3 separate regions of the Mus musculus genome follow, and regions 1 and 2 are each linked to region 3. The links are chromatin loops, found by intact Hi-C in ENCODE. Cell type or tissue: gastrocnemius. All regions are shown on one strand. Links, peaks and the distances in the headings refer to the core of each region. The heading gives the core; the rest is flanking DNA.

Evidence for each region. A loop is a pair of places that touch in the nucleus more often than their neighbours do. Peaks named below come from ENCODE experiments on the same cell type or tissue, not always from the same donor. Only the 100,000 strongest peaks of a DNase experiment are listed, where the experiment ranks them.
Region 1: a loop joins it to region 3, with 2.3 times the contacts of the local background. A loop is called at or near these places in 3 of 42 quality-filtered maps.
Region 2: it touches region 3 in a loop (3.0-fold over the local background); 17 of 42 quality-filtered maps call a loop at or near these places.

Annotation. Positions count from the first base shown.
Region 1 is chr3:9,775,596-9,786,632 of GRCm38, forward strand. All of the region lies in intron 2 of Pag1 (phosphoprotein associated with glycosphingolipid microdomains 1), which reads right to left. Among named protein-coding and RNA genes, the nearest start is that of Pag1, 53 kb to the right of the region's middle. In gastrocnemius, for the core only: no CTCF peak of the experiment used is centred there; a DNase peak (open chromatin) is centred at 4,332; H3K27ac peaks cover 998 bases.
Region 2 is chr3:9,941,184-9,952,220 of GRCm38, forward strand. No RefSeq gene overlaps it. Among named protein-coding and RNA genes, the nearest start is that of Gm33273, 61 kb to the left of the region's middle. In gastrocnemius, for the core only: a CTCF peak has its summit at 6,697 (motif pointing left); a DNase peak (open chromatin) is centred at 6,684; H3K4me3 peaks cover 278 bases.
Region 3 is chr3:9,825,976-9,837,012 of GRCm38, forward strand. Pag1 (phosphoprotein associated with glycosphingolipid microdomains 1) reads right to left here and starts at 7,704. Exons shown (of 9, transcript NM_001195031.1): 1 at 7,236-7,704. In gastrocnemius, for the core only: no CTCF peak of the experiment used is centred there; DNase peaks (open chromatin) are centred at 6,983 and 7,695; H3K4me3 peaks cover 2,812 bases; H3K27ac peaks cover 2,942 bases.

The DNA of each region.
Region 1 (11,037 bases), core at 1,326-9,325, 51 kb before region 3:
ACAGAGCTTTAAAAGGGCCCAGACTAACGCCACTGGTTTCTTCTAGGCTGCCTTTCCCCTGAAGAAGAAAGAAAGGAGAAAGCAGTGGCTGTCCACATGCTGGCCAGCTCTGGGCTCCTCTCTGTGTGCTCTGGCTAGGTTTGGGGACTGTGGTAAGTTATGTTTTAACAAGCATTTAGTTGTGGCAGAATTCAGAAAATAAAAAGAACTCTGCAAAGAAGCGAGGCTCTGCAAAGGCACTTCTGTTGTTATCGCTGTAAGGGAGTGCTATGTATGCACTGAGGTCCAGGGTGAGCCACCCCTCCCGTGCAGAGCTTGTCTCGGCCTTTCTGGTTCCACAGCCCCACTTCTCACATATTTTTTTGCTCCACATTTACTGTCAACAATATTCACTTCTACTGCTCCTTCTGTGAGAGAACTCCCACTTGGCTGCTGGGACTGGACATTTTTACTTTTTTACTTTCCATGTGGAAGAACACACAAGACAATCATTGACTACAGAAGAATAAAGGATCTAAGTTGAAGTAAAAGCAATGCTCTCACCAGGGTTGAAAAGTTTAACAATCACATGAAATACACCTATTATTTAAATCCATCAGTCACTGCTAAATGGAACTAAAGCCAGGGTCTCATTCTTCTAAAAGAATCCAAATGCTAGCATGAATTAGCTATACTCAGAAAATGGATTAAATATTTGTGTCTTAAGCCACCAAGGGCATTACAGCTCAAGAAAACAAAGTTTTTAAAGGGCAAACAGTATGTGTAAAAATCTTCTTTTGTCCATGAGTATTTCCCTAAACTCGATGGCTGTTTCCTCTGTAACTGTCAGCACCATGGTGAGAGGACTTGATAAGTCCTTCTGGCTGGCTGAGAATACTGCAGTGTGGTATACAATCTATGAGTGCTATACTAATGTCAGATGTTGCAGCATGAAGATTTTTCAGCACAAAAATTAAGTCTAGCTACTGGTTGGAAGATAGGAGACAGGGTCCTATATAGATTGGGCCCTATATAGGATGGGTCCTATATAAATGGCCAGGCCCAGGAGGAGCCACAAAGCACCTACAATTATATGTAAAACTTGCTTTGTGCACCCCGTTCTTCAGAAAATGGTCTGAAGCTACCATCATCCTTAGTCCACTGCCTTCCAAAGCAAAGTCAAGCTTGGCAACTAGGCCTTCAACACATTCGTGTGGCTTTAAAGGTCAGAGTCCGGGCTGAAGCTTACGGTGGCAGTGAGAAACCCGTTCTCAAAACATAAGGTCGAGAGCATTGGAGGAAGGTTTCTTATAAACTCTGGCCTTCAAATGCATGTGCGCGCACACACACACACACACACACACACACACACACACAAATGCATGTGCACACATGCACACACTGTTTTGAGCTCTTGCTTTTGAAAAGAATACAGATTAGTAGATTATTAGTTTCAAATGAGCAAATGTTTGTTTCTGTGCTAGATAATTGGCATTAGGTCCTGGCTTAAGATTTTGTGACACATGACCTCACAGAGACGGTGGCAGTACACACAGAGCTTGCATAGCTCTAACAGAGACTGAGTCTCATTACTGAGAGGGGAAGTTGAAAAGAGCTCCTAATCTTGAATTGGTAACTCCTTAGAAAGCAAAATTTGTTTTCTCCAGTGGAGTCTCGCTGGATATACAAACCACACTTAAGGACAGGTCCCACGATCAGCATTAGATGATGGCCAATGGTACTTTTGGAGGGTTTGGGTTTTTTTGGTTTTTTGTTTTTGTTTAACAATGTTTTTTCCCCCTCTACAGATATTTTCCTTATAGTTCATGGTTTCCAATTTGTTTTAATGGGTTTTCTGTGTGTGGATATATGTTCCCATTTGTGTGTGTGGATATGTGCTCCCATCTGTGTGTGGATATGTGCTCCCATCTGTGTGTGGATATGTGTTCCCATCTGTGTGTGGATATGTGCTCCCATCTGTGTGTGGATATGTGCTCCCATCTGTGTGTGGATATGTGTTCCCATCTGTGTGTGGATATGTGCTCCCATCTGTGTGTGGATATGTGCTCCCATCTGTGTGTGGATATGTGCTCCCATCTGTGTGTGGATATGTGTTCCCATCTGTGTGTGGATATGTGCTCCCATCTGTGTGTGGATATGTGCTCCCATCTGTGTGTGGCTTTGTGCTCCCATCTGTGTGTGGATATGTGCTCCCATCTGTGTGTGGATATGTGTTCCCATCTGTGTGTGGATATGTGCTCCCATCTGTGTGTGGATATGTGCTCCCATCTGTGTGTGGATATGTGCTCCCATCTGTGTGTGGATATGTGCTCCCATCTGTGTGTGGATATGTGCTCCCATCTGTGTGTGGATATGTGTTCCCATCTGTGTGTGGATATGTGCTCCCATCTGTGTGTGGATATGTGCTCCCATCTGTGTGTGGATATGTGTTCCCATCTGTGTGTGGATATGTGCTCCCATCTGTGTGTGGATATGTGCTCCCATCTGTGTGTGGATATGTGCTCCCATCTGTGTGTGGATATGTGTTCCCATCTGTGTGTGGATATGTGCTCCCATCTGTGTGTGGATATGTGCTCCCATCTGTGTGTGGCTTTGTGCTCCCATCTGTGTGTGGATATGTGCTCCCATCTGTGTGTGGATATGTGTTCCCATCTGTGTGTGGATATGTGCTCCCATCTGTGTGTGGATATGTGCTCCCATCTGTGTGTGGATATGTGCTCCCATCTGTGTGTGGATATGTGCTCCCATCTGTGTGTGGATATGTGCTCCCATCTGTGTGTGGATATGTGTTCCCATCTGTGTGTGGATATGTGCTCCCATCTGTGTGTGGATATGTGCTCCCATCTGTGTGTGGATATGTGTTCCCATCTGTGTGTGGATATGTGTTCCCATCTGTGTGTGGATATGTGCTCCCATCTGTGTGTGGATATGTGCTCCCATTTGTGTGTGGATATGTGCTCCCATCTGTGTGTGGATATGTGTCCCCATCTAAATGTGTTTCTTAGGCTTCTTCTTTGGCTCTTCTTTTTCACCCATTTAATTTGTCCGATTTTGGTTTGTTTTTATTTTATTTTATTACTTTTTTGGGTGTGTGTTTCTATTCCAATTAGAGAGAGAAAGAAAAAATGCAGATTTGGGGAGAGGGGTAAGTAGGATCTGGGGAAGAGAGACTGTAAACGGAATATACTATATTAAAAAAAATCTATAAAAAAAGAAGACCCGTGTATGATCGAAAAGTTCCTTTCTATTGCTCTCCAGGGGAGCGTACCCCGAGTATGGCCTTTTAGATGTGTGTTTTCAAGGATATAGGCATCTGTGCTTCAAGTTCACATAGAAGACAACGATCACTAAAAGCCCCAAGATCAAGAACTTCTACAATGTTCAGCTATCATTCATATGCCTGACATTTAAATTAATATGTACAATTAACTATACCCGAAAACCAAACTGCACACCAGGCAGGGATGGTAGTCTTGCAGGTTACTCTTATTTTTATTTTTTTGACAATGAACCACAAGTTGATGACAAAATTAAATAAACAAGAATTCCCAGTTTTCCATTTATGACCAATAATCCATTGTCTTTAATAAAGCAAAGTATTTTGTCATCTTTCAGGAGACAAATGTTTTCTTTCCAGGATAAAATTAGTTTCTCATGGGGATCACATATAAAGACATGTCACGCACTTTCAAAGGACTTTGCTGTATCTCTCTGCTAATTTAATTTTCTTCCTTTTCCTTGTTAATAGTCAGGTTTGATTTGGAGTAGCTATTCTATACTACTGGAAATCAGTGAGCAAGCCTCCTAGTGCTTCCAGATCACTGGTGTATCAAGGGCATTACTGCAGAGGTAAAAGGTAGGCAGAGACCATCTTTCTCCTTCAAAGTGGGAGTCACAAAGACCACAAGATCCAAAGGCAATAAACACTGTCTCTGGTAAACACAAAACCAACATTTTCTTTTGTTAACCTTAAGAGAGCCCAGAAAATTGTATTTTACAGACTCTCCAACAGCTTCTCTGATCCCCAAAAGAATAGCATGATTCATACACATTCCAAATTATATCTATTTTGCATAAATGAAGTAGATTTGGTAGAAGAAGTTGGATTCATTATTATGTAAAATACAGCCATTAGCAGACAATGTGGTAATTATATTCCCAGACAGAACAAGATCAGACTCAGGCCACTGTGTTGGAGCTAGGCAGTGAGAAGAGGGTAAAGTTTCTCACAGGAGTATATCAATAGTACCAGGACAGGAAGCCCTCAGGCTCTCTGTCTGTCAGCAGAACAAGGCATGCGTCCAGCTGGCCTGTCGAGCCAGCACCACTGTAGTACCTCAAGGATGGGTAATGAGGCTCTTGTCCAAAGCCTTTTTCTTGGAGCTGGAAGCTTTCTGGGGCACACTGACCTCCAGGGGTTCCCATGCCAGCAAAACAGAAAGTAGCTGCTGACTAGCAGCAGAATGCACAGTGCCTAGAACCATGGAGTCCCCAGCCAGGGAAGCCAGGATAAAGCTCTGTCCTGCATTAGCTTGGGTGGACCTAGAAACATCTGCAATATGTGCAATTTACACAGTGTCCAAGGCTGAGTGAGGCTCAAGCTAAGGCAGAGACCAGCTACCGTCATGAACTGAGATTCAAGGGAACAGTAACTCAGACCACCCTAACCTCAGGCAAAGGGTTTGAGCCCTAGGCCAAGGACATCTGGATGCTGTCAGCACAGGGTGTAAGGTTCATAGTCTCCACCCCACCGGGTGTCTTCCTGGTACAGTTTCTAAGGGAGATGGGGCTGCTAGAAGCTGAGTTTCCAGATCGTTGAAATTGGAACAAACTGAATTCTTCCAGAGGGAATAATTCTCATCTCTCTACCCCTTCTGTCTCATTCATTTCCTCTTTAAACACCAATGAGCTACGTTGAAGTGGAGAGATGAGCTAGATGTGTGAAAGACTGTGGAAACCAAGATGTGAGTGCTTGCCAGTTTACAGGCTGCTGCTTACTGGGTTTTAAATCAGGAACCTTCGTCCCAGAGAATCCAGGCGCTTGCCTTAGGTCACACAGGGCAAGAAGCAGATAAGGCCAGACGTCACCTGTGTCCCTAGAATTCTATGTCCTGATACTGTCACTAGATGAGCTTTTCAGCCAATAGAAAAACAACCAGTTTAGGGAAAATTTGACATGTAGTTTTAAAAATAAATTCAAAAGCCAAATATTAAATAGCAAATTTCCATTTGTTAGATACTTTTATCCACAAAGGGTAAACATGTTTTTTTTTTCCCCAGTTAACAGGTTTTTATTAAGCTTTTGATGTATATGATAGTACCAGATAGTCTAAGACTTAAAGATGCTAGCTTCATGCTTCCAATCTGCCTACGACTCCACAGGCAGATGTGTGTTCATGCTTTGTAGGTACACATCGAGCGCTTCCTAATCACCTTGGCTGCTACTACAGTATCAAGACTTATCGGTACAATGTCTAAACAGTGTATTGCTTCTTGTAGCTTTAGGAGCTGAAATCCATGATCAGGATGGACCAGGGTGCCAGCATGTTTGGGTTCCAGTAAACAGTTCTTTTTGTCGTCATCACTAAACCTACAATGACAGCTTCCCTCCTCATTACTTAGTTGCCTTCCAAGGACCCTCCTTACTATCACTATGGCAACAGAGATTTAGGATTCCATAGACTATTTTGGAAGACACAAACTGATCCACAGCTAGTTGCCAGTCTTGCTCAGATAACTCTAAAAGCTACCTCTGACCACTATGTTAGTTTTTCATTGCCACAACAACAACAACAACAACAAACTCATAAAATTAATTGTTAAAGAGGAAAGGATAATTTTAGCTCATATTGTTGGAAGTGCAGCTCATGACCAAGTAACCCAGTCGCTTTGAGCCTGTGGCAAGGTAACACATCGTAGCACGCATGTGAGCAAGACTTCTTAGATCACACGCCAAGGAACAAACAGGAATGAGGAGGGAAGCCTGGCTCCCCAAACCCTCTTTACAAGCAAGGGGTAAACACTTGTAGCATTAATGTCTTACTACTTTTGTATTGCTATGACAAAACCCCATAACTAAGACAACCTATCAAAAAAAGGCTTTATTCGGGGCTTACAGAAGGAAGGGGTCAGGAAGTAGGAGTCAGTCACCATCACTGGATGGGAAGGCATGGCAGCCAGCAGCAGTTTACTGCCTGGAGCAGAAGCTGAGGGCTCACATCTCAAACCATAGCCCGGAGACAGAGGGAGCAAAGTGGAGCAAGGCCACACCCGCCAGGCTTCCCCAGACAGTGTCAGCAACTGAACCACACATTCAAATGCCTGAGACTATGAGGGGCATCCCATTCAAACCACCACAGTTCTGTAAGATGTATACGGTTTAGTCACACAGACACCCTGTATGTATTTTAACAAGCCAACCAATACGTAAAGTATGTCATGACCACGCTTGTCATCTGCACTGAGAGGCACACTTACATGCCACAGGCATGTGAGCTGACAGACTTAGTGTCAGTAAAGGATCAGGGCTGGTGCTGCTCCTGGCCAGCTTGGGGTGCTAATCTGTCTATCTGGCAAAGGCAGGCTTCAGTCATATTTCAGCTATATTGCAGTCATATGCAAAGTAGTTCAGAAAGCAGGAGCGGAGTTTAATTACGTGCTGTCCCCTCACACACAGAAGTGTAGTGGCACATGCCTCCAGAGCCGGCATCAGCACATTGATTTTGAATCTTATAAAAGTTCTTCCTATGCAGGCTGCAGCATGAATTGACATTGCCGTAACTCCTGTCTGACATCATCTCAGCTTTATGAATAAATAAATCTGTGCTCCAGGGAAACACTGATGTAAGAGGAAAACCAATAGCACCCAGACCTGAGCTTTACACGTCCTTTCCAGTCCAATGCGCCCCGAGTGGAAGACCATACGTGCTCCCTGCAACAGTGACATGTAGTGCATGTCTCTACAGCGAGTAACAGCTTCCCAGTGGCCTCGAGCACTGCATTTTCTCTTTTCTCCTTAAAGAGTAGTAGCTGATGTCTCTAAAAGAGGAAATTTGGAAGAGTGCAGGACGGGTGCAGGCAGAGTGAGGAAGCTTTGACTACTGCGACTCTGCCTTCTGAGTATCTAGGGAGCTGCTCTGCGATTCTCCTATGTTATAAAGCCCCGTCCCCCCCCCCCCGTCCCCCCCCCCCGTCCCCCCCCCCCGTCCCCCCCCTCCCCGCAGCAGTATTCAAAGTCTGTAAGGGCTTAGGGGAAACTGTCAGGAGACTATTAGCTGCTTGGCAATAGTGGTATTCTCTGGGTAATGTGTGAACCAAGAAACTTAAAAAAAAAATCCCAACTATCTGAAGTGAACAGACATATTTTCTTATGATTTAGAATATAATATGGGAAAAGAGAGGCAAAAATAAAAAATTAATGAGACCGACTGCAAAGTATTCTGTTGACTGCTAGCTCAGAGCTAGCTAATTTACTGTTTCAGATTCCTGGCCGAACCTTCCTTGCTGCTTTTGGATGCTTTTCAAGACACAGGCAGGTTGCTATTCAAATGAACTGCTCTCAAAAGTAAAGCTAACAGTGCATGCTGATATTAGCCTCAAGTTTCTGAGCCAAAGTGCCAAGCTTCAGAGAGAAGCTGGAGAGAGCAGTCATTTCCTCACGCTGCCTTCACCTGGCCAGCGCTGCACAGCAAAGCAGTGGGAACAGTTGTGGGACGTTCTGCGGTGCCCTGCAGTAACCTTTGACTGTAAGGCCACTTCAGGGCATCTAGGCTCTTGCCTACAATTGGAATGAATTAAAACTCGATCCCCAACTAAGCAGCTCACCACTGTGTTAACTGTGGCTCCTCATGAAATGCAGTGTTGTTTTGAACTTAGAGCCCACGCCTCCCTGGGAAGTAATTTCTGTCTTCTCAGAGCCGGGGAACAGGAAACACTGAACACATGGGACACATATCTCAAGCACAGGCACAATGGAAGCCTGCAAATGGGTTTGCTCCCAAATTAAACATCACAGAATAGGCCACCATCATCAACAGGGTGCTAGAGACACAGGCTGAGCCTTCTTTTCCCATGAGAAAACAGTACCGGATTTCAAGTTTAGGAAGAATGTAGCCAATACTTTAGCTCTGATATCAGCAGAGGAGTGAAAGGCCTTGGATACGTTTTGGTGGTACTTCCTTCAAACACGGATATGAAAATCAAAAGGAGAAAACAAAGCTACATCGTTGAGAAGGAGCTTGTGGGAGGTCAGAGGAAAAGAACAGCTTGAGGTCAATTTCTTCTCATGTATGCCTTCTCTTTATTCGTGTTGGAGATGCTTCATCCATAGAAACCTGAATGGTCCAGACAGTAACTAGATGTTGTAGGTACAAAGATAGGATTAGAATCTTGCCTTGCAGCTCAGCATCCATAGGAAGGCTATATACAGGTGGCTAACAAGAACACAGTGTGGTCTGAGATGCAGCTAATGAACTGTCTGGATCCTGTGGTACCTAGAGGATCAAGGAGAGCTTCTCAGAGGAGATGGAGAATGAGGTGGGTCTTGAAGGATGCTTCAGAATTGAGAAGAAATGGTGGTGGTGGTGGGCAGAACATTCTCAGAAATGAGAACTGTGTGCACTGAGTCTTGCTTGCGCATGTTTGTCTTAAGAGACATGACATTCTAGAACACTTCAAGAAATCCAGCCCTGGAACTGGGCGATGGTGGCTCACCCCTTTAATCCCAGCACCCGAAGGCTGAGGCAGGCAGATTTCTGAGTTTGAGGTCAGCCTAGTCTACAGAGGGAGTTCTAGGTCAGCCAGGATACACAGAGAAACCCTGCCTTGAAAAAACTAAACCAAGGAAATCCAGCCCCATGGAGCAGGGTAAAGCATGCTGGAGGGGTACCCAGGACTGGGCCACAGGGCCGCACAGCCAGGTGTCTGGGTCAGTTGAGGTGACAAAGGCACAGAGGTGTGGGAATCGTGAGCAGGGTCCTCAGTCAGGGAGAGCCACTCTGAAAGAAGCTACAGAAGTTGATTTCAGACCTGATCTGCACAGATGTGCACATGTGCATGTGTGAAGGCCAGGAACAAAGCACTGACCAGCGGCAGCAGAGAAAAGGAAGGTCAGAAAGACACAATGAATACTAGTAACAGCAATTATGTGACCCTCTAAGCACCAATATCCTGAAACTTTTGCATAATCTTAAATCCAGAATCTGGTATGGACTGAACGGGGAGAAGCCAGGCCAGGGCAGAGATTCCTGGCTTGAGTACTGGGTCAACAGGGATGCCATTAATTGGAGTATTGATTCCAGTAAAAGCAATCAGCTGCTAGCAGAAGGGAAGAGAGCCAGGTGGGGGAGGCAGTTTCCCTGTCATTTGGGGAGCTGCCTGAGACACTCAAATAGGGGTTATCAGAGGATTGGGGACAGGAATCTCATCCAACAGAGAACAAACTGCAAATTCACATTAATTTAGAAAGAAAAACAAATGACAAACAGAAAACTATCTTCACTGAAAAGCATAAGAGTCAGGCCATGGGCAGAAAGGGAGCAGACAGTGCTCTGCAGACACTGGGGGCCTTGAGTGTAGAGATGCATCTGAAGTCTATTCCAAAATGCATGGTTCCCTGTTAAAGCTGAATGATCCCTGACTGGAGAACGTCCTGCACTTTAGGTCAACACTATATGTGTAAGGCGAGTTACTCTAGAGGAAACAGTGCTGTAGAAAAAGTATTTAATCCCTGAATTGAGATTCTTGTCAAATGTTGGGAGATCAGAGGAAGGCATTTATGGAGCACAGATAATCAAAGCTGTTAAGCACATATTCTTTAGCCTTAGTTAGCAGGAGGAGGAGGAGGAGGAGGAGGAGGAGGAGGAGGAGAAGGAGGAGGAGGAGGAGGAGGAGGAGGAGGAGGAGCAGGAGGAGGAGCAGGAGGAGGAGGAGGAGGAATCTGTTTCTAGGTTCTGTAGTTGCCCTGCAAATGACTCAGCAGTGACCCAGCTCTCCTAACAGCAAAGACTTAACTCTGGATTTCTCAACAAGCATAAGAAAAGATTTAATTAAAAGACAATGGTTCATTTTTACCAAGATGTGAGGGCCTGGGAAAACCTAGACCAGATGGACCCTTTCCTCTGTGAGCAGAGAGGCCCAGAATGATGGTCTGTAATGGGAGCAGGTCAGGGAGGCCAGGACACTTGAGATTTCTAAATCTTTTAAATGGGGTGAAAATGACACTTCAAGGTCCAGGATTCATTTTAAAAAGTGATAACCTGTAGTAATGCAATTGCTAAACCTAGTGTGAAGGTCTTTGCGTTGACTTGTCGTTTGCTTAGGCTCGAGGATTTCACGCTGGATTTTGATTCTGTCCAAGCCCAGATCACTCAGGGGTTTCCGATGTAACTGGTATTAGTACTGATCATGGTCACAGTAAACACAGCCTCATGGTCCCGATGATGGTAGTGGTGGGGAGAGCTGTGTATACTGGTCATCCTTCACAGAGCTCAAGAGTCTGTGCAATTAACACAGAAGTGGAAGCTCACAGTCAGCTATTGGATGGATCACAAGGCCCCCAATGGAGGAGCTAGAGAAAGTACCCAAGGAGCTGGGGGGATCTGCAACCCTATAGGTGGAACAACAATATGAACTAACCAGTACCCCGGAGCTCGTGTCTCTAACTGCATATGAATCAGAAGATGGCCTAGTCGGCCATCAGTGGAAAGAGAGGCCCATTGATCTTGCAAACTTTATATGCCTCAATACAGGGGAACTCCAGGGCCAAGAAGTGGGAGTGAGTGGGTGGGGGAGTGGGTGTGGGGGACTTTTGGGATAGCATTGGAAATGCAAATGAAATAAATACCTTATAAAAAAAAGAAAAAAAAAGAGTCTGTGCAATTAGTATTCTCATCTCAGAATGAGGAAAGAGACTGAGATGAGGTAGCACTGGCCCTCCATGGAGGCACCAAGAAGCAGAATGAGGACTGAGCCAGACACTGCTTGAAGTCCCATGGCATAGGAACTGTGCCTGTTGGTGTCTTGGTCTCTTGTCTCTTG
Region 2 (11,037 bases), core at 1,916-9,915, 120 kb after region 3:
AAAGTAGATGAACTTGTTGAATTATTTGTCTCTGCTCTGAGTCCTGAGCCAGTGGCCCAGATGATAATGTCAGAATCCTGCAAGCCTCTCAGATCTGTGTCTAGAAACATCTGGAGCTGTTTGATTGTATTTTCAGTTTATATAGGTACTTTGTCTATACCTACTTTTAAGGAATGATGTAAATTATGAGCAAATGAGTTTATCTGTTAATATTTTTGAATGGCTTTATTATATTGCAATATACAAAATCTGTTTATTTAGCGATATGAAAGGGGCTAACATCATCTTAGTCTATTTCAAGCTGCTATACCAGAGTACTGGAGATCATTAGATCATTTTATAAGCGATCATTTTTTTCTTTTAGTTTTGGAAGGATGTAAAGTCCAAACTCAAGGTGCTTGAGGGTTTGGCTTGTGGTACGGACACTGTCTGGGCTTCCAAGATGGTGTCCTAAATGCTGTGCCCTGCAGAGGACAGGGAAGAGCACTGCCCTCCTTTAAGTGGCCAAAGACTGAAGGAGTGGAGAAACAGCAAGAGGAAGGAACTCTACTTCAGCAACAGAAGCAAGCAGGACAGTGAGGTCCTTATGGCTCAGCTCCCATGGTTACAATGACAAGTACATTTCAGTGTGAATTTAAAAGGTCACAAATAGTCAACCTATAGTGGTGAATTACTATGGGAGAATGTCAGATTATTGACCAAGATGTGGGGGAAGGAGGATCTTTTTATTCTAAGAACATGCATTCGCTGTGCTTTGTTTGCTTATTTTGGAGACAGGGTCCCTCTCTGTAGCCCAGGCTGACCCAGATCGTACAGCTATCCTGGTTCATCCTCCCACGTGTTGGAATTACACACATAAGCTCTTACACCTGGCTGCACTTTATTTTTATATGCAAGAAGTGTTAATTTTCTAGGACCAGAAGGGATTTTCTTCAATGGCCCCACTAGAGTCTACTCTTCATGCTCAAGCTGCCGTGCCCGAGTTCTGAATGTTTTACTTCTCTGAAGCCCTCTCCTTGGGTTATCTGGGCTCCTGCTGGGGGGTAACTTACTGGAAGACAGTTTGTTCCTACACCAACACAGTGCTGTGTTCACTTGTTAAAAGGTGTATTCCTAGGCCAGGGAGGCGTTTCAGTGGGTAAATGGCAGATGGGCAGGGTGGCCTGCTGGTACTTCCAACCCTAAAAGGCAGAGGCAGAGACCCTTCCTCCCCCAGGAGGCTGGCTAGTAAGACAAATCACATCCACCAGCTCTGGTTTTGTATCAGAGACCTTGGTTGGTCTCAGTGACTAAGGTTGAAGAACAATTAGGGATGCTTTAAAGAATGCATTCCTAATGACTTGGGTTAATTGTAAATGGATATAAAATATGAATGGTTCCTGCTTTTCAGAAGCCTGTTCACTAGAAACACTAAAACCACAAGTGTGAACATGAAACCACATCCAAACCAAGGTGCTGTTCAACACGGCATCATTGGTTAGGCACATGGGAAGGATCCCCCCGTGTGGGAGGACAGAATCTTCTCCAAGAGCAAGAAGAGAGGATATAACCTTTATCAAGCTCTGCTCCTCTTCAGGAACTCTGAGCTCAAGTTTTGTTTGTCTCTGTGAAGCCTGTGGTGTGGTTACATGTGGTGCACATGAGATATCGGCGAGAGGGACGATGTGGCAACTCTTTTCTTCCAGTTGATTCAGTTTCAAATGTGAGTGTCATCCTATCCTTCCTCTTTCTCAGGCCCATACCTGGGTTCTCAGAAATTCTGATGTCTTCTTCACTAAAACATCTCTCACCTGCCTTCACTTCTCCTGCCTTGGTCAAGTCAATCCCCAGCTGAGCTGCCATTAGCTGTTGTTTTGTCATCTGTGGCACCTTCCGATAGTTCTCCTTGCTTCAAGGTAACTTGCTGTTCTACATTCTGTCTTCTTATAAAAGCCGAAGAAATCCTCTCAGGTTATGTCATTTCTCAGTAAATCTGGTCATGGCTTCCCAAGCTATAGTTTGAAGTGCTCTGTTGTACTATGGTTGGTTCTTACCAGTAGAGCCCTTTGGCCTCATCTTACAGCATTTTTGTCCCTGCTATTCCATTGCAGCCACACTGCCTGTCCTTCCTGCTGCTTCTCACGAACACTGAGAATGCTCAGGGGCTGTGGACTGTGGCCTTAATGTCTGCACTTTGTGTGCTCCTGCTAAATGGCTAGACCCTTTCAATGCAGGGGACATTTCTTCCTCACGTAAGTTGGGCAGTGAGCAGCTTTATGAGGAGTCCATCGGGCATGCTGTCACTTTGGAGACTAAAGAACCACTCCATAGTCAGCATGAACTACCAAGGTTGCTTGTGGAGGCACCCCCACGCTGAGCTGGAAGTATGAATGGCATGTGGGGGAAGAGCAGAAGCCATAATCTGCACTCATGCTCTCTCTCCAGCTGGAGCCCAGTCACCAGACTAGAGGAAGGGAGCTGAGACATAACGTGCAGTGTGGGACAGGGCAAGAGAGACTGTGGGAGGCATCACGTGTCTTGTCATAATCTGGTAGATGGACATTTGTCTGTCCCTTTCTTTAGGACTAAGCTGTCAGCTTAGAAGTACCTTGATGCCATTGTGTAACTATGATGCCCAGCCTGGACTTATTCAGCTCCATTTTGTTTTTGTCTTTAATTAGCATCCTTTTCCCTTACTTCTAAAAATCATTTATCTCTTGAGGCAGTTTGAAATGCAGCTCCAACAGGATGTATCCAAGTACTAATCCTAGAACCTGAAAATATGGCGTTGTTCAGATCTTCACATGGGATTAAGGGTTATGAGATGACATCACTTCTGCATGACCAAAGCAAGCCCTAACCCAACTACAAGAGTCCTGAGAACAGAAGAAATCACAGGTGTAGGTGTGTGTGTACCCATGGGTGTACGCGCGTGCGCGTGCGCGCGCGTGCGTGTGCGTGTGTGTGTGTGTGTGTGTGTGTGTGTGTGTGTGTGTGTGTCGTTGGGAGCAGGTGGCAGGGCCACGTGAGACAGGCAGAATTTGGAATTACATAGCCATATTTAAGAATTCCTGGAGTCATCAAGAGCTGGACAAGGAAAGGGAGGATTCCTCACTAGAGCCTGCAGGGATGTGGCCTACTGCCACTCAGACACTTTGAACTTGGACTTCTGGTCCCAGAACTATGAGAAATGGAGGGAGGAAGAGAAGGAAGAAAAGAGAGAGAGAGAGAGAGAGAGAGAGAGAGAGAGAGAGAGAGAGAGAGAGAAACAGAGACAGAGAAAGACAAAGAGGGACAGAGACAGAGAAAGACAGAGACAGAGAAAGACAGAGACAGAGAAAGACAGAGAGAGGCAGAGAGACCGAGCGACAGCGACAGATGCTGTTGAATAGTTCAGGCTGGCCTCCTGTCCAAGTTTCTTTTGTGCTGGGATCACAGGTGTGTGTACTATGACCACCTGAGACAATATACTTCTGTTTTTAGCCATGCGGCTGTGACAATTTATTACACTATCGAAAGGAAGATGACACATCTTCTCTACTATCCCGATCTATCTTCTTCGCCATCGACCCTTAGATGACCTTCCTTCCTATTACCTAAGCTCTGGCAGTAGTGGCGGTGGTGTGGGTGTGTATGTGTGTGGTGTGTTTTTGTATTATATTTGCAGCACAGAGAACACTGCCTGGCATGCCAATACTGGTTGAAAGAATAAGTAGAAATAGCCTCCAAAGAAGATGCATCTGTCATTGTGAATAGCTTTAATAGCCACTGTAAAATGATCTGTTCACAAAGACACTGTCTTCTGGTCTGTCCTCACTGCAAGACAAGATGTTTAGTTGGTGAGGGCTAAGACTCTGAACTCTGGAATAAAACTTTCAGGGGTGGAATCATTGACACATATGATACTAGATATATACCACTTACACCCCAGTGTCTATGTCTGTAAAACAGACCGTGTCTGCATAAGCTTGGGGAAGAATTGTGTGAGATAATGTGTGGATACTGCCCAGGGTGTGAGAGGAGTATGTCCTGAGAAACATATTGCTAAGCTATAAATACTGTGTGTCAAAATTATGTTTATTTTTTCACCTGATGGATGTTCCAATTTAGCAACACAACACTGTGGAGCTCAGTGTGTGTGTGTGTGTGTGTGTGTGTGTGTGTGTGTGTGTGTACATGTGCGCCCATGTATGCGGAAGCCAGAGAACACCAGGTGCTATGCCTCCAAATGTCATCCCCCTATGCTTTCTAACAAGGGACTGCCACTTGACTTGGAAATCGTTAGTTCCTTAGTGCTGGTAGATTAAGGAGCTTAGAGAATCTGTTTGTCTTTGTCCCCCTGCCCTGTGTTGGGATTACCAACCTGTGCTTCCACATCTGGCTTCTTCTACATCTGGCTTTTTAAAAGCTGTTGGGGTCTGGCTGTCAAATTCAAGTCATCATGTTTATAAGGTGAGCACGTTACCAAATGAACTACAGCCGCGGTTCCTGTTCCCCTTCGGATCACATGGCTGACAGAAGCTACGGTTTGATGTTCTGTTTGTCTTTGTTGGGGCATCACCATGCATAACACAAGCCCAGAAACTAAAATACAAATATCAAAAGCTGAAGTACTATGTCTATACAATCATAATTCACACTGCCATAAAGAAAAACAATGAAGTCCAACCATGTGAAGATGGAGATGATGTGTGTATACACACACTCATAGTTAAGTACTTAGCCATATAAACTGATGGGCTACTAAAATAAGAATGATAATTTCTTAGGATTAAGAGGAGACTTAAAATTTAATTATCTTTTAATCTAAAATAACATTTATCTATCATAACATTGGGTCACTAAAAATTCAAGTCAAGTAAGAGCTTCCGAACCACAGCATGCCTGACTGCGCTGTTATATGTGAGAAACATTTTTGCGTGGAATGCATAGGAATAGTTCATTGAACACGAGCAAGTAGCTGGGAAAACACGGTACGCTCATTCTGAAAAGCCCAGACACCATGATGGAGGTGAAGGTGGGATCCACTTCCTGAGTCTCCGTCTTCATGACGAGCTGCACCTAACATAGCAGGTCACAGTTCTGCTACTTCATGAAAACACTTGATGTCCTTGCTGTCCACGCTATGGCTTAGTACTTAAGTATCACATATTGTTACTGTGTGCCACTCAAGGATGCAACATTGCAAAACCACAATTATTCTTTTACATACATTAGCATGACATCAGAGTACAGTCAACAAAATCTTAAGACAGAGCCTTGACAATGGGTGACAAACGCTACTCTTTATTCAACGAGGCTCTGAATGCTTCTCATGTCACATTTTTATATTTTTTGCAATTACAAGTTCCTCTTTGTATTCACTGATAGCTTGTTTTCTGCTTGGGATTTTTTGTTGTTGTCCTTGCTGCTGTTGTTCTGTTAACCAAGGCTGGGGAGTTGGCCTGGGGCGGGAGAGAGTGCAGAGTCACAGTCTTTCTGAGGAAAAGAAACGCTTAGCCAAGGATTCTCATGGTTCCTGTGGCTATGTTGTGACCTGAACTCGACGTGACTCAGCCTGATGCATGTTGCCACTGTGTCCCTGTCGTGAACTTTCCATTTTCACAAAGGCCCCACTGTGTAGCAATTTGGTTAGAGCCATGTCTTAGCCAGGGCTACTGGAAGTAGTCCTGTAGAGTATCTGTGGCATTCAGTAGGATGGGTGGCTTGGATTTCTATTGCTGTGATAGAACATGACCATGAATAAATTGGGTTGGAAAGGATTTATTTCATCTTTTACTTCTGAAGTCACTCCATTGTTGCGGGAAGTCAGGCCAGGAACTTGGAGACCAGAGCTGATGCACAAACTGTGGAGTGGTGTTGCTTACTGGCTTGCTCCGTATGACTTGCTCAGCCTGCTTTCTTGTAGCACCCAGGACCGCCAGGCCAGCGCTGGCACTACTCATAGTTAGCTGGGCTCTCTCGCATCGATCATCAATCAAGAAAACGTACCTCAGGCTAATCTGGTCGGGACATTTTCTCAGTTGAGGTTCCCTCTTCCAAAACGACACTAGCTTGTTCAGGTTGATGGGAACAACTAGCTAGCAAGGTGGAAGATAATTCTAGCAGAGAAATTTTAGGCATCAGTGCTGTGAATGAGATGTAGATCTGTGATATTAGAGCAAAGTTTGGTGAGATTTACCTTAACTCACTTGAAGAACTGAATCACAAGACAACAGGGCAAAATCAGGCCCTGCACAGCTGTGTGTCTTCCTGTAAGATATTTGTACCTATTTAGTCTAATATAAGTACAGTATCTGCAGATCCAACACGATAAGAGGCGTGGTCAAAGTCAAGACCCCCAAGAAGACACGCCCCAAGGCAAACCATCCCAGATTTACTGGAGCAGATGGAGTGGAGAGTGCTGTGGCCACTAGAGACCAGAGATATCTTTTGTTTTCTTCGCTAGGATTACAACTCTCCCTGTGAAGGGCGAAATGGCGATCCAAATATGGATCCCTTCAATTTTCTTTCATGGACAATTACTTTGAATGTGTGTAAGGCTTGACTTCAAATAAAAACATTTCTATGCAAAATTTAATTACTTAGGAAGGATATTATTTCAGACTCGGATCTACTAAACTTGAAAGTGACAGCCATTTCTAGCCATTGCTAAGTGCCACGGCCACACCCAGGCAGAGCGCTCTCCAAATTGGACTGGTTCTGCCATCTAGTGGCACAGTTGATTAACTACAAGTAGTTGAGGCACTCCCTGGCTTGGCCTGCCCACAGGGTGAGAATTAAGTCTGCACTTAACATTGTGGAATTTGTTTCACCTCCTCACACATGTGACTTTGGAGAAGCTATAGAATATTGCTCCATGTCGGCTAGCTGAACTGTATAATGACGATAAGGAGCTATTGCATGGTTCTCATGAGGCACCTGTGCTTCACACATGGGAAACACTTAGCAGATTTCCTGACAGTGATGTGATTATATTTATAATTTTTATTCTCAAAATGCACGTCTTTGGCTGAGGCATGAGAAATCAAGTTATGAAAATATGAATGATTTTTAATAAATGATGTCTATAATACTGAATGCTTGGATGAAAATCAAGTTTATTTAGGCTCTCTATGCACAGCGCCAACACATGCATGATCTCCGTGACACTTGCCTCAAGCCAAGCTGTTCCCCACCTCATAGAGAGCGACTCCATCCCAGCAGAACACTCGATATGTGCATGCTAGTGTGCGCCTTCTTTCTCCCACTTACAGAACCTCAGTCTTTATATCCAGCTAGGTGTCGGCTTCCTGTACACACTTCTCCAGTGCTGTCAAGCAGACTTCAATCCTGCATAGTCCTTTTCTGTGCTGTGTGTTAGAGCATTTGACATGGTCAGGCTGTCGGTGAGGATTGGGTGGGATGCAGGCTGATGCAGACCCGGAGTGTGAAATGCCTGTCATGAGACATTGAGTGTTACCCTCATATACTCTATCATCACAATGCCTGACACAAAGACTTCACACAACACAGGTCTCATCAAAGCTGAGAGGGAAAAATGATTTTAGAGACAGGACCTCACATGTAGCTGAACCAGGCCTTGCATTTGCAACCATCCTGCCACAGTGCATCATGAGAAGGCCAGACTAAACTGGCCTGGTAGGTTGAATTGGTAGATTTGATACCTAAAAGTAATGCTATAATAATAATAATAATAATAATAATAATAATAATAATAATAGTCATTAAGAAACACCTAAAGATTACTAAAACATAAAGAAGCCACTTCCCCTTCTCAAGTGATATTGAAGTTTGACATATTTTTAAGCCTCGCTGGACTTGCATGCTCACAATAGCTGCTTCTGAGCAGCCCTGTACCCCCACACTTGTCTTTTGTTGTCTAGGTGTTTGGGGCTACAGGGATTACATAAGTTTTATCCCCAGTTCCTCTACATCTGAAGTATTGCTAAAATTTCCCCCATTGCACCACTACTCAGACTTTGCTGAGTGCGGTGGCATGATTATATATCCACAGAGCACATCTTTGGCCATGAGCCTTTCTTTCAGCTAGAAATACCTGCTTTCCAACCCAGGGTACAACATCTCTTGCCACCTCATCAGAATGACCCAACGCTATGTTTTATATGGGGAATGGTATAATAAACACAGTGTCTTGCCATCTGAATGGTCATAAGAGAATGGCTTTCGGCTTTCAGTGGCTCTAGGTCGCCTTTGTGAACTTGGCCCAGAAGATCCCGTAGCTATGAAGAAGGGCCTGGCGATGAGGCCAATGCGCCACCCAGTCTGGTCTGTGCTGCAAATCATCTCGTTTTAAAGTGAAATTACTCATAGTCGATATGTTCTATCTAACTTTATATCTTTCTCCAGAAACAATAATTTCTATGGTCGTGAATTTATTCACTTATACATTAAATTTTTAAATCTTACATATCTTGATGGATATTTACTCTGAGAATAACAAGATACTTATCTCTCCTTTCTTTCTTTCTTTCTTTCTTTCTTTCTTTCTTTCTTTCTTTCTTTCTCTCTCTCTCTCTCTCTCTCTCTCTCTCTCTCTCTCTCTCTCTCTCTACCTCCCTCCCTCCCTCCCTGCCCCCCTCTCTTTCTTTCTTTCTTTCTTTCTTTCTTTCTTTCTTTCTTTCTTTCTTTCTTTCTTTCTTTCTTTTTTCTTTCTTTTTTTTTTTGAGACAAAGTTTCCCTTTACAGCCTAGGCTGGCCTGGAGCTCAAAACAATGCCCCTGCCTCCACCTCTGAGTGCCAGGATTACAGATGTGTATCACAACTGCCTACAGCATCCATTCTTTTTTTTTTCCATTTTTTATTAGGTATTTAGCTCATTTACATTTCCAATGCTATACCAAAAGTCCCCCATACCCACCCACCCCCACTCCCCTACCCGCCCACTCCCCCTTTTTGGCCCTGGCGTTCCCCTGTTCTGGGGCATATAAAGTTTGCGTGTCCAATGGGCCTCTCTTTCCAGTGATGGCCGACTAGGCCATCTTTTGATATATATGCAGCTAGAGTCAAGAGCTCCGGGGTACTGGTTAGTTCATAATGTTGTTCCACCTATAGGGTTGCAGATCCCTTTAGCTTCTTGGGTACTTTCTCTAGCTCCTCCATTGGGAGCCCTGTGATCCATCCATTAGCTGACTGTGAGCATCTACTTCTGTGTTTGCTAGGCCCCGGCATAGTCTCACAAGAGACAGCTACATCTGGGTCCTTTCGATAAAATCTTGCTAGTGTATGCAATGGTGTCAGCGTTTGAATGCTGATTATGGGGTGGATCCCTGGATATGGCAGTCTCTACATGGTCCATCCTTTCATCTCAGCTCCAAACTTTGTCTCTGTAACTCCTTCCAAGGGTGTTTTGTTCCCACTTCTAAGGAGGGGCATAGTGTCCACACTTCAGTCTTCATTTTTCTTGAGTTTCATGTGTTTAGGAAATTGTATCTTATATCTTGGGTATCCTAGGTTTTGGGCTAATATCCACTTATCAGTGAGTACATATTGTGTGAGTTCCTTTGTGAATGTGTTACCTCACTCAGGATGATGCCCTCCAGGTCCATCCATTTGGCTAGGAATTTCATAAATTCATTCTTTTTAATAGCTGAGTAGTACTCCATTGTGTAGATGTACCACATTTTCTGTATCCATTCCTCTGTTGAGGGGCATCTGGGTTCTTTCCAGCTTCTGGCTATTATAAATAAGGCTGCTATGAACATAGTGGAGCATGTGTCCTTCTTACCAGTTGGGGCATCTTCTGGATATATGCCCAGGAGAGGTATTGCTGGATCCTCCGGTAGTACTATGTCCAATTTTCTGAGGAACCGCCAGACGGACTTCCAGAGTGGTTGTACATGCCTGCAATCCCACCAACAATGGAGGAGTGTTCCTCTTTCTCCACATCCTCGCCAGCATCTGCTGTCACCTGAATTTTTGATCTTAGACATGGTGTGAGGTGGAATCTCAGGGTTGTTTTGATTTGCATTTCCCTGATGATTAAGGATGTTGAACATTTTTTCAGGTGCTTCTCTGCCATTCGGTATTCCTCAGGTGGGAATTCTTTGTTCAGTTCAACATTTTTTCAGGTGCTTCTCTGCCATTCGGTATTCCTCAGTTGAGAATTCTTTGTTCAGTTCTGAGCCCCATTTTTTAATGGGGTTATTTGATTTTCTGAAGTCCACCTTCTTGAGTTCTTTATATATGTTGGATATTAGTCCCCTATCTGATTTAGGATAGGTAAAGATCCTTTCCCAATCTGTTGGTGGTCTCTTTGTCTTATTGACGGTGTCTTTTGCCTTGCAGAAACTTTGGAGTTTCATTATGTCCCATTTGTCAATTCTCGATCTTACAGCACAAGCCATTGCTGTTCTGTTCAGGAATTTTTCCCCTGTGCCCATATCTTCAAGGCTTTTCCCCACTTTCTCCTCTATAAGTTTCAGTGTCTCTGGTTTTATGTGAAGTTCTTTGATCCATTTAGATTTGACCTTAGTACAAGGAGATAAGTATGGATCGATTCGCATTCTTCTACATGATAACAACCAGTTGTGCCAGCACCAATTGTTGAAAATGCTGTCTTTCTTCCACTGGATGGTTTTAGCTCCCTTGTCGAAGATCAAGTGACCATAGGTGTGTGGGTTCATTTCTGGGTCTTCAATTCTATTCCATTGGTCTACTTGTCTGTCTCTATACCAGTACCATGCAGTTTTTACCACAATTGCTCTGTAGTAAAGCTTTAGGTCAGGCATGGTGATTCCACCAGAGGTTCTTTTATCCTTGAGAAGAGTTTTTGCTATCCTAGGTTTTTTGTTATTCCAGATGAATTTGCAAATTGCTCCTTCTAATTCGTTGAAGAATTGAGTTGGAATTTTGATGGGGATTGCATTGAATCTGTAGATTGCTTTTGGCAAGATAGCCACTTGAAGTTTTTATCATACAGATCTTTCACTTCCTTAGTTAGAGTCATGCCGAGATATTTTATATTATTTGTGACTATTGAGAAGGGTGTTGTTTCCCTAATTTCTTTCTCAGCCTGTTTATTCTTTGTGTAGAGAA
Region 3 (11,037 bases), core at 2,115-10,114:
GCACGCCACGTGAAAGCAGAGTTGTTTGTGAACTTGGATTGTGCTGCTGTCCACGTCCCATCCACGCACTCCTGCTCGCACGGAGGATCGAGCACTTTATGCATTAAGAAGGCGTGTTTCCCATCCTTCCCACTCTGCCAGTGTCTGCACTCCTCTGATCATGATGGGGAAAATTAAAGGAAAAGAAGACGACACGATGTCCATACTCCATTAGTAGACTGAGTTCAGGATCGTACTTCATTCCTGAATGGCATCCTACCTACCATCCAGACTCTTAATACTGATGGAGGGGAACTGAAAGCCACCAGGCAATCGCCCCATCTCCGGTGCAGACACAGTGAGGAGGAGTACCCTGCCCTGTGGCACCTCCGGTTTCACTTCTGTGTCCTCAGCTCACACTCAGCCAAGCGCCTCACCCTGCTCTGCCTCTGGCTTCTGTCGTTTTTTTTTTTTTTGTCAAAAATTTCTCTCAGTTAACTTTCTATCCCATCTCCTTTATCTTTCTGTGTGCCACCCTGGCCTTGACTTTATTTTTTATTCTACATGTTTTCTCAGGCTGACCAGCAGCCTCAACATCCATTCCATGTACTCCACTATCTAGAGCACGGTGAGGCCGTTTTATAAACACAAGCGAGAGTCATACTATATCCAAGATATCTCAGTGGACTGGACACCTTAATAAGCTGCAAATGGATGCTAAGTCTCCATCTGCATCTCAGCGGTTGCCTTGAATTGTAAGCTGGCAGTTGCATAGAATCTCTAGGCTCTGATGTCCCTCTGGTGCCTCACACGGCATAAATCCACAGCTTGTCACCTTCCCCTGTGGAATGCTCCACCCTCTGTGCTCACTGTCATCACCAATGGAACTTTTATCTCTTCAGTGATCTGAGCGAGGTCATCTGGGGAGGCTCTTCAGCGTCCCTGCGCCACCTCCTTGCTTCTACCCCCGCCCCGTGCCCTCAGCGTCTATACCCTTACCAGTCTGAACTCAGACTTTAATGGCTTCCCTTTTCCGTCTCCTAGTTCACTTGTTTTGTGGATGCACCAGGTTGAACATTCTAAACCGACAGCCTGGGCCAGGCCTGGCAGTAGTGGATGGTCCCCCCAGCTACTGCGGTTAAGGCAAGGGGATTACTCGGGCTGCAGACTGAATTCAAGGCCAGCCCAAGCAAATAGGTCTCAAAATAAAAAGCCAGCAGAACCCTGGGATAGAGCTCAGGCGCCTCAGATTCGAGAGGCCCTGAATCCAGCCCCAGAACTCACTCACCCCAGGACCAAGTCTGGCCACCAAGACACTTCACAAAGTGTCTTGCAGTCCACTACCCAGCTCACGGAGCTGCTGTCTTACAGTCCACTACCCAGCTCAGCAATGACCTCCATCTGCCCCAACCCCGAACATGGACCCAGACCAAGTACCAGCCCCTGAAGGAAAGCCACATTCTTTCTTTTTTTTTTTAATTCCTGTATTTTTCATTTATTTTTATTGAGTCTTTTCTTTGACAATTGTATGGAGCGGCTTATCCCTAACAGCTTATCTCCTAAAATACATATCTGAAAAATCCAAATCAATCACTTTCACCAAACTTGATGCATGCACAGCCAAGCTGCTGGCGGCTGGTTAAGTGTGAATTAGAGGGACACAGCTCTTTTTAGATGTCACATATGAAATAATAAGGCTACTCAGTACGGTTGTCAGGTGCTGAGGACAGAGGCTGTGGTAGTAACTGGCCCTCTCTTTAACAGTAAGTCACTGCGCTGCGCTGTGCAGCTTTCCTGCCCTGACTTACAGCTTGTGCTGCTTCAGGATCGTTTCCCACCCCACACAGATGGGACGGCGAGGCACGGGTACACGTCAGGGTAAAGGACTGGGGTGGGCGAAGCAGCCAACAGTGACAGACAGTCAGAAATACAGGAGACCAGATGCACGAGGACTACATTCAGAGAAGCCTGAGCACGCAGGGCGGCTATGCAGGAGGACAGGTGACAAGAGCTGACACACTCACACCTTTGGTCCTTTGAGGAAGACAGGGGAAGCTTGCAGATAAAGAGTGGATATGATATATTTCGTTGGGCCAGCTGGAGGCTTACGAAAGGTTGCCAGCAACTTTAAAGTCCATTCCATAAAGTGCACAGGGACTCAAATGCTCTGTGTTTTAATAAAGGCCACGGTCAGGTCGAGTTTCCTGTCCCCTGGCAGTCTATATTTAGAAAGGAGAAAGCAGAGTTTTAAAATAAGTTTTTAATCACTTGCTGGTTTAACACTTATCCAGTCTTACAGTCTAGTATAGGAACAGAGGCGCTATCCAGTCTATGCCTGAATGTTACGATGACTGACTAACTTTTCAATTACACCCGAAATGATGGTGGTTCCAATGTAAAATCCAGAGGGGAAATGGGGCTGAAGATATAGCTCAGCGGCAGGCAGAGGGCTTAGTCTCCAGGCAGTGAGTCTGTCTCTCTGCTTTCCCCCTCCCCTACCCCTCCCCCTTTCCCTGCAGAGGTATTATCTCACAGAAGGGTTTGAGAATCTAACAGTATGGCTTTAGAGTCTCTGCTTTTTATCCGGACTGGAGTCAGGAAGGCTACACCACAGACATGGGAGCTTGCATGGAGTCAATGTGTTTGTTCTGATCCCTACTTGTTAGATATGTGGGTGCATTTCCTTTAAAACACACACACACACACACACACACACACACAGTCATACCACAAATAACTACTACTGCTGTTGTAACTCTGACATTTTTAGATTTAAATAAACTTTAAAAAATCATTTGAGAAAAATCTTAGGCCTTTCTACTTCTCCTTTGTTCGAGGACAATGACGCAAACCTCAGACTCAAAGCACAACGGAAGCAAGTTTGCCTTGCCACCCTACCGGAAGCACTCAAACTTCTTACTTACAGAGTAACACGTGGCTTTCGCTCCTTCTTTCTCACAAAGTGATATGTGGTTTTTGATTTCTAACATAAATTAAGCTTAAGCTTCTACCTTGACAAAAACACAGAGCTGGTACTTCTTATTTAGCCAATCCACGCTGTGGACGGGAAAGTTTGCAGAGCCTGAGACTGTCCATCTCTACTATAGAACTTACTACAATAGCTGAAAAACCAGAGGCAGGAGGATATTCTGTAAGGAATATCAAAATGTTCTGAGCTCTACTTTTTCTTGCAAAACTTACTCATGTAATCTTGGATGCATTTCCTTTCTAGGTCCGTTTCTACGTTTGCAAAAGCACTACAGTATAGGAACTTCCCAAAAGGCTGGTGTCAGGGTGGAGGGAAACACTGTACATAATGTTGCCATAAACAGCCAACACACAGTGAGCGCTCACTCCCAGCTGAATATTACGATAAGAGCTCTTATCAGAAAGCATGACCAGTAGCGACTAGAAAAGTGGTCAGATAAATCATGCTCAAGGCTGTCTTCTCTCAAATCTACCCCAAGCCCCTGAACTCTGCAGCATCCTGACCTTGTCTGTATAACTTAAGTGTGTAACTTCCAAGTCAGCCCATACACTGAATGAGGTAGGATCAAAATCAAGTCCCAGCTCCTCAGATAAAAGTGAAAAATCCACAGGAGTAATGCGATTAAGGAAGAGTAAATGGTCTTTACTCACTTATATCCATATTACAATTAATGTGCAGACTATATGCCTGAGCCGTCTCCCATCCATGGACTAAGCAGGCCCAAGCCTGCTTAGCTTCAGAAATCATATAAGATTGGGTGAATGAAGGGTAGGATGTCTGTAGTTGTACATCAGTCTTCTGAGAGCAAAAGAAAACGGATGTGTGTGTTTTGAGGGGGGGAAGGATTTCTTGTAGATTTAAAAGTGACAACAGAAAATCCACTATAACAACACAAATAGGAAATAAAACATCCATATGGAAATTATTTTCACAGGGTTAGCTCTAGTTATAGCCATGTTCCAGGGAGACATTTGATCAGAAAATCCAGAACAGGGAACAGCTGGAATCTAGCTACTGAGGCAAAGTGTGTATGTATTGTTTGAAAAGGAAGGATGAAATATCAGTAGAGAGAACTCGGTTGGTGGCAGGAGTTCTTTTTGGCATACTGCAGTTGTGGCGTTGTGCCTCCAAAGGCTCTCAGAAGCTCACTACTGGAAACTCACTGTTGAGCAGCTTTGGAGAGACAGATACATGGCACGCACATACATACATACACACACACACATACACACACACACACACACACACAGAGAGGGGGGGGGTTAGGAGGGGAGAGAGATCCAGAGCATCAGCCAGGTAGCAGTGAGCATCCATCTTAGAGTACTTTTAGTGGTAAGGATATCAGCTAGGAGGGTTTCAGTAAACATTCACTCACCTGGGGTGAGTCAGCTGCCTAGGAGCTTTCTATAGCAATTGATTTCAGTATCTAAAAGATAAAGACCAGAATACCTAAGAAAGCCCAAAGTACCATGGCCACTCAATCACCCCACACCCTAGAACTCAGAAGAGAAACTCAACAGTCCATGGAGATTTTAAACCAAAATAGCTCGTATGGAATCCGCCAACAACTGCTTCCTATGGCTTTAAACCTAAGACTAAAGGAAGTGTGCCCATAGATGTGATGGATAAATGATTTCCACTTCAGAACACTGAGTTCAAGATAAGCACAAGGCCCCATCTCTCTGCCTGAGTGGAGTTCTTCCTTGGACACTGGGCTATGCTCAGAGACAATGCTGGCTGATTATTGCTGCTTGTGTCCATGTGGACCACAGACAGCAAAGACACAGGCTGCAGGGAGGCAGAATAGCGAGCATCAACCACCAATACAAAGTATCAAGTTACCCAACTTTTCTCTTTGGTTCTACGAATGTATAAACAGGGAAGAAAGAAGTAACAGAATCCAGTTTCAGCTGAAGGCAAAACACCCTGTTATCTTTCTCACAATAGCACTAAACGGGGTTTGCAACCAGGGCCTGGCATTTAATAACAGAGAAGTTGATGATAATAGCTTCCAGTCTCGAAGAAGGAGTGCTATTTAGCACTTTGCATACTTGAAACTTTAAACATAAACTTCCCGTGGAGAAAGGATAACCCACCCACATTGCTTGCAAGTTGAGGCAGCAGGGTCAAAGAACAAGATTCCAACAGGCATGTTTAAGATGCCAGCTCTAATTTCTACTACTTGATCTCTCTCGGCCTCAGTTTCTTCCTCTCTAACATCAAGACAAAGCCATCTCCATAGAAGGCCTTCAGGGAGGCACTGCTGGAGACAGTAAATCCAATATTAACATGTGGCCAGGGTGTTTATATCCTCTCTCCTATTACACATGTGCACTGCTTCTACTGACCTCCAGCAACAGCTGTTTAATGTCTACAGCTTATCCCAAGACAAATTTCCTTTCACAGCATGAAACTTTTTCCCCAAAGTCAGCCTACGATACTTGACACCAGCTCAATACCTTCTCATCAGGATTCCACTTAAGCCTCGCACAACCCAACCAGGAAGGTACTGCAATTACACCCACCTATTTTACAGATGGAGACGCCGGGCACAGAATTCCGGTATTGCTCAGATTCAAAGCCAGCAATAGTGCCAACAGCCTGGTCTCTTGAAAGCCCACACTTGGACAAAATTTCTTCTAGGGGTCAGCACTCAATGCTCCTATAAACTACAATGTGATAACTAGCTTTTCAACGTTAAAATAATCTTTCTTTTTTCTTAGAATCCTTAAAATAATAACTATGCTTAAACCAGGTGCCTATAACTAGTTAGTTCATCTTGTTATATCCACTGAAGCACTCTAACCCATACATGCCTCTTTCTAAAGGTCACCTAAATAAATCTCACATTGACTCACATCCCTGAGTTTTTATTTCAAATCCATATGCATGTATATATTTTTCTGTGTGCATATTTCTTTCCATCTATGGATACATGTGTATCACAGGGCAGCTGCAATATGAGCTGTTTGGTTAATGCAAAGCTGGTACTCTAAATATTATCTTTCTTTATAACAGTCACTGCCTATCAGTCACACAGCAGGGCTGTATGGTATTTCAAAGAATTCCTTTTACAAATTTAATCAACTCAAGTATTAAACATCAATGGCATTAATCCATTGCTCTGCTTAAAAGGAATCTCTAGGGGCAGCTGAGAATGAAAGGTTAAAGATTTCTACCCTTCAAAGTAGGCCACTGTAGCTACCTATAAATCATGCTCTTTGTTTATTAAGATAATTAAGGCCATCAGTGCACTTCACTTTCAGACTCAACAATTGTCTGGTATGAGCAAATCTCCACTTTTACTAAAACAAAAGGGGATGTGTTCTAAAGAGGGTTCTGTGCATGCTCTCTGTACAATGTATGGTATTTTAAAGCATGATTTATGTATCTAATTCCTTGAACTGCCTTGAAAAAAATACACCAAGTTCTTCCTCCCATGCTCCCTATTAGGAGAAGACAGTCTAATTTAAAGACTGCCCTGTTTCTGACTACGAACCACTATATCATGTCAACGTTTTTATTAAATACGGCTCAAGCTGGACTTGAAAAAAAAAATGGAGTGAGTAGAGGCCCAGATGCAGCCCCTGCAGATGCAAAGGTACCCAGCCAGGAGGCTTACATAAGAGATGCAGGACAACTCAGCCATCCTCGGAATCCTGTTTCTTTGAGACTTGCCCACATTCTTAAAGCATATGAATTAAAACGCATAGAGCACTTTTCTCATTTTCTATGCCTTGGAGCACAAAACACTCATTTGACACATAAGTTGTTTTTCCCTAAAGGGCTAGGCTCCAATTATGGGAGGTTGGCAACTTCTGCCTAAGGGAAGAGTGAAGTGGGATGTGCAGAAAGCCTGCAGGCCCGAGCAGCAATGTCTCAGCTTCTCATCTCTGTGCCAGTCCTCCGAGGGGATGGAGGGGATGTAGGCAGAGCTTCCTAGGATGGAGGTGGCTGACGTCCCTGACCCCACGCGGCGCAAAATCAAGGAGCTCAGAATGTGCAATTTAGCGGCGGGCCAAATGCCCTCGGAGCACCTGTCTCCCCTAGCACATTTCCAGCTGGCACATTCGGGAGAGGCAGGAGCCAGCCCTAGACTCCAGCCTTGAGTCTTCGAATGCCATGCCCCATCCTTTACAGTCCAGTACGCCTTCCTCCAGCCGCAGCCCCGCTAACGGGAGGTAAAACCTCGGCCTGGAACCACAGGAATAAAACGAACCTGTCCTTCCCACGCTGCCCGAAACTTCAGAAACTACAGTCAACTTACTGGTTCGCAGAGGTCTTCTGGGGCTCCAGAGCTCTAAAAAGCGCTGCAACTCCGCTGCTCGCAGCCGGGCTGGCCCGCGGTGGGCAGTGGTAGCGGGCGCAGGACCCTCCTGATCCTCGTCGCCTCGGTTCTGCCGTGCCGGGGGAGGTGCGCTCTCCCGGGCGCACCGGGCGGCCGCAGAGACTCGGACTGCACCGGGAACCCGAGCAAACGCCGTCGTGGCCGCCAGCCCTTGAGAGCTGTGCTCGGAGCTCCGGGTGCGTGTCTCCCTCTCTGAGGGAATGCGACACCACGGAGTCCCCGCACGAGAGGCTCCAGAGCGCTGCAGAGTCACCAGTCCGCCCCGGAGGAGCAGTCACAGCACCCGCGCGCCGGGCGGGAACCGCAGTCCGCACTGGCCGCCGCGCCGCGGAGAATGACAGCGCCGAGGCGGAGCAGCGCGCGGGACTCAGTGCGCATGTTCGCGACTGCTGCGGCACGTCACGGGGGCGGTGCCAACGGGCGGGGTTGGGCGGAGCGAGAAGGGTGGGGCGGGGTCGGGGGGGGGGTTGCTGCGAGGCTAATGTGGCTGCCAGCTGCAGGGCAAGGAGCTGGAGCTTCGCAAAATCAGGGCTGGTGACCAAAAACTCTGTGACTGAGGTTGTCTCCTTAGCCCATTGTCCCTTAAGAAGCAGTCTATGGGGAACTGCCTTAGGGTCCCAGGACAGCCTGCAAAGGTCAAGTTTAACCCAGATGGTTGCTTAACCTTCAAGGACTGCAATTTGCAGGACACCTTTCACTTTGATCTGATGCAGAGTAAGAACTTGAGGAGCTTGTAGGAGCCCTTTGTCCTGGCTGGACTCCAAAGTAAACACAGGAGACTCTGAGAGGTGGGGCCCAGGTATGTAGGTTGTAAATAGCCTTGCCCAAAGCTCCCCAAGAGAATGTGCTGGTTGTATGGTAATACAACACTTGCCTACGCACATTCAGAAGGTCTGGAGGATGGGGAATCCCTATTCCAATAGGGTCCAAGACTATTCCAGGGCTGCAAGCCTCCCACACCCTGTTCTTCCTTGCCACTTACGAGGACAGAGACCCCAGAGCAGCTACTGGCGTGTGGGTCTGCCTGAGAATCAGGTGAAAATGCTTTTAACTTGGAATTTCCAAGGCGTATCCACTATGGTTCGGGTTCACCCACTGGGCACTGGGGGAGGGAGTGGGAGGGGAGATTGTGTGGGGGAGTGGGGTGGGGTGGGGAGGACTCGAATATTGCCTGGAACAAGCTGCAGATAAATCTGACAAGGGTTTTGTTGGCCTTGAATTTTAACTTATTAAACAAGCAACCCGGAAATGGGGATAGACAGTGTGGAAACAAATAACCAGTCCAGATGTGACACTCAGGACTTCTGAGCCAAGTCCACTGAACTCTAAACCAAACAGTTATTTGTCTGACAAGTTCATTTGTTTTCTCTAATGGGGAAGAACAGGCACGAGTGATATTAAACATACACACATTCACTCAGGTAGTGTGAAGTTGGCTGGATAAAAACGGCTCATTAGGAGCAAAGGGGTGGGAATAGGGAGTTGAGTAAAGGAGAAAGGAATGTTAATACGTTGCAGAGGAGGATGTGTAGGAGATATTAAACTCAGTCTTCAGCTTGGAAAGGTACTTTGAGAATAAGGATGCAGGATCCAACTTGGCTGGATTTAGAGGACGGTGAGAGGTTCGTTGGTTTGAGAACTTATAAAGGTCTGGATTTCACCACCAGGCTGTACTAGTGACTTTTCTCATTGCTGTGACAAAATGTTTGGCAACAGCAGCGACTCAGGGAATGAAGGCTTTGGTTCGAGCCATGCTTTGAGGGTCCAGTCTACCATGGCGCAGAAGGCAGCAGCGTGAGGAAGTCGGTCACACGGCATTGACAGTCGGGATGGATGAGAGGTGTTTAGTCCTTTTTATTCCAATATCCCAGTCCATGCTATGGCACTGCCCAAGGGCAGCAAGAGCCTCCCCTCCTCAGATAAGCCTCTCTGGGAACACCTTTCCCTAAGACACACCAAGTCCTGTAAAGCTGACAAGATTAACCACCACAATGACTTACCTCATTGAATCCCACAATGATCTTCTAAATTAGATATAGGAAGTTATTGTATCTATTTTTTGCTCTTAAAAAAATGCATTCTGTGGGGCTTAGTTGATGCAGTGCTTGCTGCACACACAAGAGGACCTGGATTGGGATCCCTAGAAAGGGACCACTTACAAAGCCAGATGTTGAAGCCACATCTGCTATTTCAGATCTGGGGGTGTGGAGATGGAGCGATCAGTGGGACTTGGGGACCAGGCTCAATCAGGGACATCCAGGTTCAGTGAAAGATCCTGACTCAAAAATGAGGTGCAGAGCAATTGAGGAAAGCACCCACTATCAAACTCTGGGCTCTCCATGTGTGCTCATGCACACACATGATCATGTATATGCACATATGTCACACACACAGCAATCAAGTCAAAGAATAAGCACCAAGAAGAGAACGCCCACTGAGCAGGTACGCCATGCTCTGGCTCCGGTGTGAGCAAGCTTCAGGTAACAGGAAATGACTGGAATCTTATAAAGAAAACTCTGCAATATTTTCCACATAGTTTGAGAGACTGTGATTGTTTGAATATGCTCTGCCCAGGTTGGTGGCATTATTAGGAGGTGTGGCCTTGCTGGAATAGGTGTGTCACTGTGGTTGTGGGCTTTAATACCTTACTTCTAACTTCCTGGAAGCCAATATTCTGCTAGCAGCCTTCATATGAAGATGTAGAACTCTCAGCTCCTCCAGCGCCATGCCTGCCTGGATGCTGCCATGTTCCCACCTTGATGATAATGGACTGAACCTCTGAACCCATGAGTCAGCCCCAATTAAATGTTGTCCTTATAAAAGGTGCCTTGGTCACAGCAGTAAAACCCTAACGAAGAAAAACACATTGCGAACTTTTTGAGTTAGGAAGGCTTTCATTTTTTCTAAGGAAGAAGTATGTCTCTTGTCTCCATCCCACTTTGCAGCTTCTTGAATTAGGGCTGCACAAAGTGGTTTCCAGAGCATCAGAATCCTGCAGTTACCTACACAAGATTGCCAGGGATTTAGAAGGGCAACATTCACACTCTCTGGGGACAAGTGCAATTACCATCCTCATTTCACACAGGAAGAGTGAACGAGGAGAAATCACTGATTCAGTCTCTTTCCCAAGCTCCCTTTACCAAACGACACACTAGAGATTCATTTCCATTTCCAAATTGCTCAGATCAGGATCTGCAATCATCCAATGAGAACTCACACGTGTTTCAAAGACGATCTTTATTAGTTAATGCATAGATAGCACTCCCTGTGTGTGAAGTTTTGGAAGCAAGTGTGTATTTATATATTATTCTACAGAGGTTAACCTCTCTCAACTGTATATATAGTCTCTTTTGATTATAAATTAGAAACGAATGAGTTCACAAAAACGAATTCATTTAAAATGAGGGATCTGCTCCATCATAGTAAATTTGGTTGAGTATTTTCTAATGACTTACTTATTCCTTTATATGTGGGTGTGCTGTGTGACATGTGTGCACGTGTAGCTGTCTCAGATGCCCTAAAGAGAGCACTAGATCCCTAGAACTGGCAACACAGGCAGTTGTGAGTTGCTGGATGTGGGTGCTGGGAATTGAACCTGGGTCCTTTGAAAAAGTAGTATATACTCTCATCCATGAAGCCGTCTCTCCAGCCCCTGGTACAGTTTGTTTGTTTGTTTGTTTTGTAAGAGTATCTTAATTTAAAAAAAAGCTAGTAGAATAAA